2 separate regions of the Homo sapiens genome follow, and region 1 is linked to region 2. A link is a loop called in an ENCODE intact Hi-C map of the cell type or tissue named here. Cell type or tissue: heart right ventricle. All regions are shown on one strand. Each heading gives the region's core, and the rest is flanking DNA. Links, peaks and the distances in the headings are about the cores only.

Region 1 (2,915 bases), core at 317-2,816, 100 kb after region 2:
AAAGAAATAAAGATAGTGAATATGAAATTAATTATCCAGATTTTCAGTTCATAGATTTTTATGTAAACCACTGTCCTTTTGTAGCTCTGTATTTAATTAAGCATTTCCTTCTGGTAAGATAGTTTTCTTTCAAACAGAGAGGCAATATAATGTAGCAGAAAGATTGTAGGCTTGGAATTAGACCCATTTGGGCTTGAGTCTTTGCTTTACCTGTGGGACCGTGGACCAGCTGCTTAATCTTCATATCAAATCTATTTCCTCATCTAGAATAATAGTATCTAAGGTTTCTTGTGAAGATTAAAAGAAATTATGTGAAGGGTTTCCCAGTGTTTCTTAGATACTCTATTTTTTCCCTTAAAGGACTTGGCCAGGTGTGGTGGCTCATGCCTGTAGTCCCAGCACTTTGGGAGGCTGAGGCAGGAGGATCACTTGAGGTCAGGAGTTCGAGACCAGCCTGGCCAACATGGTGAAACCCTGTCTCTACCAAAAAATACGAAAATTACCGGGGCGTGGTGGCGGGTGCCAGTAATCTCAGCTACTCAGGAGGCTGAGACAGGATGATTCCTTGAACCTGTTGTGGGGAGGTTGCAGTGAGCCAAGATTGCGCCACTGTACTCCAGCCTAGGTGACAAAGTGAGACTCTGTCTCAAAAAAAAAAAAAAAAAAAAAAAAAAAAAAGATGAAAAGATAAGACAACCAGAAAAGAAAAGGTGTCCCTGATGAGATATATTTAAACTGAAACATAAAGGTCTAGTCCTATCCCTGCAGTGAGAATAATATGTTCAGAGCTTTAGAAGAAGAAAAGCTTGACAATTTTGAGAACTAATTGAAGGCTTTTATCCTTTAATTAGATGTAGTGGGGATAAGATTGGAAAGGTAAGTAGGAGCCAGATCTTAAGGGCCTCTGAGGTTGTGACATTTATTTGTATTTAATTTTTAATGTAGTTGAAACCATTGGAGAGTTTAAATCCACAAGGGCTATAATTCTGCTTTCCAAAATTTTGAGACAGTAAGCTGCAGTTAACTTCCGTGGAGGAATTTATTTTTCTCTTGTTATTCAGAGTCTTAGAATCTAATGTTTATTAGTTTCAGGATTTTATTCTTTTTTCAAAAGCCAGAGAATAAACTTGGGTAGAAGGGATCCATGTAGATCTATGATTCTTCTCAGTAAGAAACTTAAAAATAACTGCAGGGTCTGAGACAGAACTTTCCCTTCTCTGTTTTGCTTCTGCTCGCAGAATTGAAGTTATATTTTCCTCTGTCCTCTTTCTCCCAATTACTGCATTTTTAAGGAAGTTGGGGATTGAGCATTTGAAGTTAGTTCTACTGTCTCCCTCTGTTGTTTTTCTGTGGAGTGTGGCACCGTTTTTACTGTGCTGAAGCAGATTTTCTGGAACATTTCTAAGGCACATACAATCCCAGCTGCTTTTTTTCTGTTGGTGCTAAGAGAAGTCTATTGCCTATGCTTCTGTCATCTGAGGTATATAGTAGGACATAATATTGGGCACTAATTTATTAGCAAAGCTGTTAACTTTTAAATGACTTTTTAAAAGTTTTGGAATTTCATTTCACAGAATGAAAAATTTTGTCAGTGGTTTTAGGAAGAAAGCCTCAGATGCTTACTGACGCTTTCAAATGGTCAACAAAAAGTAGAGTTAAAGATTTTGTGAAATGATTTGTTTGTGGCCAAAGAAATCATGATTGTGACTCAGATGATTTAGTTAAATGTATACCAAATAACTTTTTTTAAACTGTGGAAGAATATATAAAGAATCTAATGTTGGTACTGTTTTTAGTCGCCATTTCTGCGTCATATTTTATAGAGATTGTTCTTACTCTAGTGAGGGTGATTTAAAGGGCAGGTGTTCTGGATTGCCAAAGGCATTGTGGAAACAGAGATGCTCTCACTTCTTTCCTGCTCAGTGCTTTCCAGAAGCTGTCAGGAGAAGTGCCACGTGTATTTTCTACCTTCTGTTAGCTATGCAGAAGGAAGAGGAAGAAAAATATTATATTTTTGGAAACTTGAGTTAAGAATTCAGATTATTATGGGAATAGAAAAATGGTGATGAGATGTCTTTATTTGACTGCACAGGGAGAATTGTTTGGAGTCTGAAGATCTTTTGGCTACCTTTATAAAAAAGAATAAAAATTGATAACCATGCTTAAAGTCATGAGCTGATTCTCCTGAAGTTCCCTGAAATAGTCATATGAATGATATCATATACTTTTGTACATTGTTGTCATAATGGATATTCTTTTATACCACATATTAATATATCTCAAATGTAAAAGTTTTACATAAAGTACTTTTTCAGAATAGTTTCATGAATTAGAACTGATTTTATCATACACACTAAGGCATCATAGACAGCACTGTGTTGGTCTCTCTTCATAACAGAGAGATTATATGTATAAGCCATATAACCTTGAACGAGCTGTATAACCTCTTTCTCATTTCTCTCATCTCTAAAATGGTATGAAAATGCCCTATTTAATTTGATTCTGAGCTGCATACATTTTTTTCACATTCTAAGGGCTCTGAAATCAGGATACATGTTTGTGATTGCTGTATTTTACTATCAGTCATGTGACAGTAGACATGAAGTTATATGAAAATTCTTAATTTATACCTTTTGGTATGGTCACTGCATCTGATCATCCGAATGGAGTTGATGATAGTACATACCTCGAAGGACTTTTGTGAGTATCAAATCAATTTATATATATAAGGTAGTTAGAACAGTTCCTTCCATCTAGTAAATGCTATTTGTGTTAGCTATTTTTAATATTAGAAATATAACAGTGATTGGCTGATTTATTTATAATTTTAAGATTATATAATACCCTTTGTCTGTGGACCACAAAGCATGTTTTATTGGACATTTTGAAAAAGAAAGGTAAATTCCTTGTTGTTA
Region 2 (2,915 bases), core at 200-2,699:
ACATGCCAGGAACCATTTTAGACTTAAGGGATTTAGTAGTGAGTAAAACAAACATAGTCACAGCTCTCATGGGCTAATTCCTTACAATGCAATGTCTAGGACAAATAACAGAACAAAGGAGCCTAGCCCTCAGCCTGGACACATTCCATGCAGGACACATCAGTTATTGACAGGCATGCACAGGGCACACATGTGTTCTCCAGCCACTCCACCTAGATTTAAGGATGATTTGAGGATGAATGTCGTTCAGCATGTGAATCCCAGGAAGTAGATTGGCTGCCATCATGTGCTCATTCAAATAATCCGTGTTAGCCATGTTAGTTAACAGGCTCCATGCTGGTAACACTTCAGGGCTATGGCTGCCTTTCTCCCTCTCCCTGAAGGTCTCCAACACTGAGGCCCACTATCTGCTTCACGCTGTCTGAGGTTCTCATCTCCACACCAGATGACACTGTGTTACTAGAGTGGTCAATAGGCAAGGCCAAAATGATGTCCACATTTCAGTGGACCAGCTGCCCACATCCCTAAACGAACCCCATCCCAAATGTCTGCAATATACCAGAGGCGTATGTTCACATGGAAACACGGAGGTTACCGGGCTGGTTTCAGGGAGGCAGAGGCCGAATAATTCGATTCCGGCACTGAGGTGGAAGGAAGCAAAGGATGAGGTCCATGTACCTGTGTTAAACCAATAACTTGCACATACAAAGTCGTGTGCAAATCAGAATTCTCTGTTTCTAAGGCAACAGCTCTGAGCATTGAGAAAGAGGCCTATAGGCGTGTTTTGGGGGAACAATCTTCCTTTAGCACTTTAGACCTTGGAAAGGGCTTCAGCCCCCTAGCTATCCCAGGACGAAGTTGCCCTCCACTCTCTCGGTCGCCCCCTCGCTTCAGAACTGGGAACTTGATTCAAGAAGGAAGCCTGCGGGGAGTGTGTGGTGGCGGGGAGAAGGGGAGGGTAGAAGGGGATAAGCCAGCCCCCTACCTCGTGAGGCCCGACGGGGCGGGGGCCACCTCTTCAATGGTCAGGGGCTTCTTCAGCTCTGCGCAAATCGCAGCGCGGTAGTGCCGGCCGCTGCCCTGTCCGGCTCTCCTGCAACACAAAACAAGGGAAGGGTCAGTCGGGCAGCCCCGCCGGGAGCACCCTGGGACTGCCTTGCGGGGCTCAGGGAGGAGTCGGGGTTGCACCTGCAGACCCACGCCCGAGGGAGGCACTGCCTGCAGAGCACGGCCGCCAAGGCCAAGCCCAGCGAGGGGCGAGGGGGAGTGGCCAGAGCGCGGCAGGAAGAGCCGGACAGCGCCGCCCAGCCCCGGGAGAGCGGAAGGGCGGCCCGCGAGGCCTCCTGGCGACGCGCCCTGGCAGCCACGACCCAACCCCGGCGGGGCAGCTCCGGTCCAGTGCGCCCGGCTTCTACGGCCGCCGAGACCAAACGACCGCGCGAGCTCCCTGTTGGGCCTCTCTGGAGGTGGAGCCGGCTGGAAGAAAAAAAGAATAAAGGAAAACACCAGGAAACGGAATTCGATTACCCGAGATTAACCTTCTTTGGCATTTTTATAACAAATTTGGGAGACTTTTTTTTTTTGTAGTTTCAACTTTTATTTTAGATTCAGGGGCTACATGTGCAGATGTGACCTGGGTATATTGTGTGATGCTAAGGTTCAGGGTACGAATCATCTCGTCACTTCGGTGCTGAACATAGTACCTAATAGTTTTTCAACCCTTGCCCCCCTCAAAATTGGGAAACTTTTTAAACCACACTTGGCGACATTTAAATAGTGGTTCTTGGCTGGGTGGTTAACGCCTGTAATCCCAGCACTTTTGGAGGCCAAGGCGGGTGGTGGCCAGTGTCTGTGGTCTCAGCTACTCAGGAGGCTGAGGCGGGAGGGTCGCTTGAGTGCAGGAGTTGGAGGCTGCGGTGAACTATGATCGCACCACCCTGAGTGACAGAGTGAGACCTTCTCTATCGATTAGATAGATAGACAGACAGACAGATGATACATAGATAAAGGTTATTGGGTCCTCTGCCAGTGCAAAAAATCCTAAATGCACAGGTAAAGGCTTTATTTATGTATTTATTTTTGAGACAGTGTCCTTCTCTGTCACCCAGGCTGGAGTGTAGTGGCACTATTTCGGCTCACTGCAACCTCCGCCACTTAGGGTCAAACCATCCTCCCGCCTCAGCCTCCCATGTAGCTGGTACTATAGTTGTGCGCCACCATATCTGGCTAATTTTTGTATTTTTTTAAAGACGGGTTTCATCATTTTGCCCAGGCTGGTCTCGAACTCCTGGCCTCAAGCGCCCTGCCCGCCTCAGCCTTCCAAAGTGCTAGGATTACAAGTGTGAGCCACCACACCTGCCTAGGTGAAGGCTTTAAAGTCAGCATTTGAACACCTTGTTAGAGTTCAATTCTTGTTACTAATTTTCTCACATTTGCAGGACCATTTACACTAAATCCAAAGAGTTACTAATGATCCAATGTTGAATGAGCCTACACAAATCCAAATAATACTTCCAGTTAAAATCAGACCAAAACCCACCACGGGGAGAGTGGAAGAGCATTGGTTCTCATGTCCCCAATGCCAGTATTATGCTTGGCACATAGTAGATGCTCAATAAATGATTGTTGACTCGAAGACCAACACAGACCATTCACACTAGGCGAATAAGCACACTCTGGAAGAATTGAAAATATACAATATAATCTGTGAAATATTATAAAATTGGGTAGATCTCTATTGCAACAGTAACCAAATATTTATAGGCTAGCTATATAAGAGAAGCACACATTATGTTGGAGAGAATATTTCGTTTGACAGGTAACTTTTAAAGACAGCCTGATGTCTTTAAAAGACATCTGGCAGAAGAGTAGTCTCAGGTTCAAGCCCAGCTCTCCCACTTATTTGCGGGTTTAAC

What was found. A loop is a pair of places that touch in the nucleus more often than their neighbours do. Peaks named below come from ENCODE experiments on the same cell type or tissue, not always from the same donor. Only the 100,000 strongest peaks of a DNase experiment are listed, where the experiment ranks them.
Region 1: it touches region 2 in a loop (2.8-fold over the local background); 3 of 110 quality-filtered maps call a loop at or near these places.

What each region holds. Positions count from the first base shown.
Region 1 is chr1:178,136,109-178,139,023 of GRCh38, forward strand. The region is part of intron 1 of RASAL2 (RAS protein activator like 2); the gene reads left to right. Among named protein-coding and RNA genes, the nearest start is that of RASAL2, 43 kb to the left of the region's middle. In heart right ventricle, for the core only: a CTCF peak has its summit at 1,343; no DNase peak of the experiment used is centred there; H3K27ac peaks cover 1,074 bases.
Region 2 is chr1:178,036,709-178,039,623 of GRCh38, forward strand. It overlaps CRYZL2P-SEC16B (CRYZL2P-SEC16B readthrough), which reads right to left and starts at 1,268. Exons shown (of 32, transcript NM_001356506.2): 1 at 1,189-1,268; 2 at 986-1,093. It also overlaps the pseudogene CRYZL2P. In heart right ventricle, for the core only: CTCF peaks have their summits at 1,150 and 1,362; a DNase peak (open chromatin) is centred at 1,273; H3K4me3 peaks cover 1,642 bases; H3K27ac peaks cover 2,396 bases.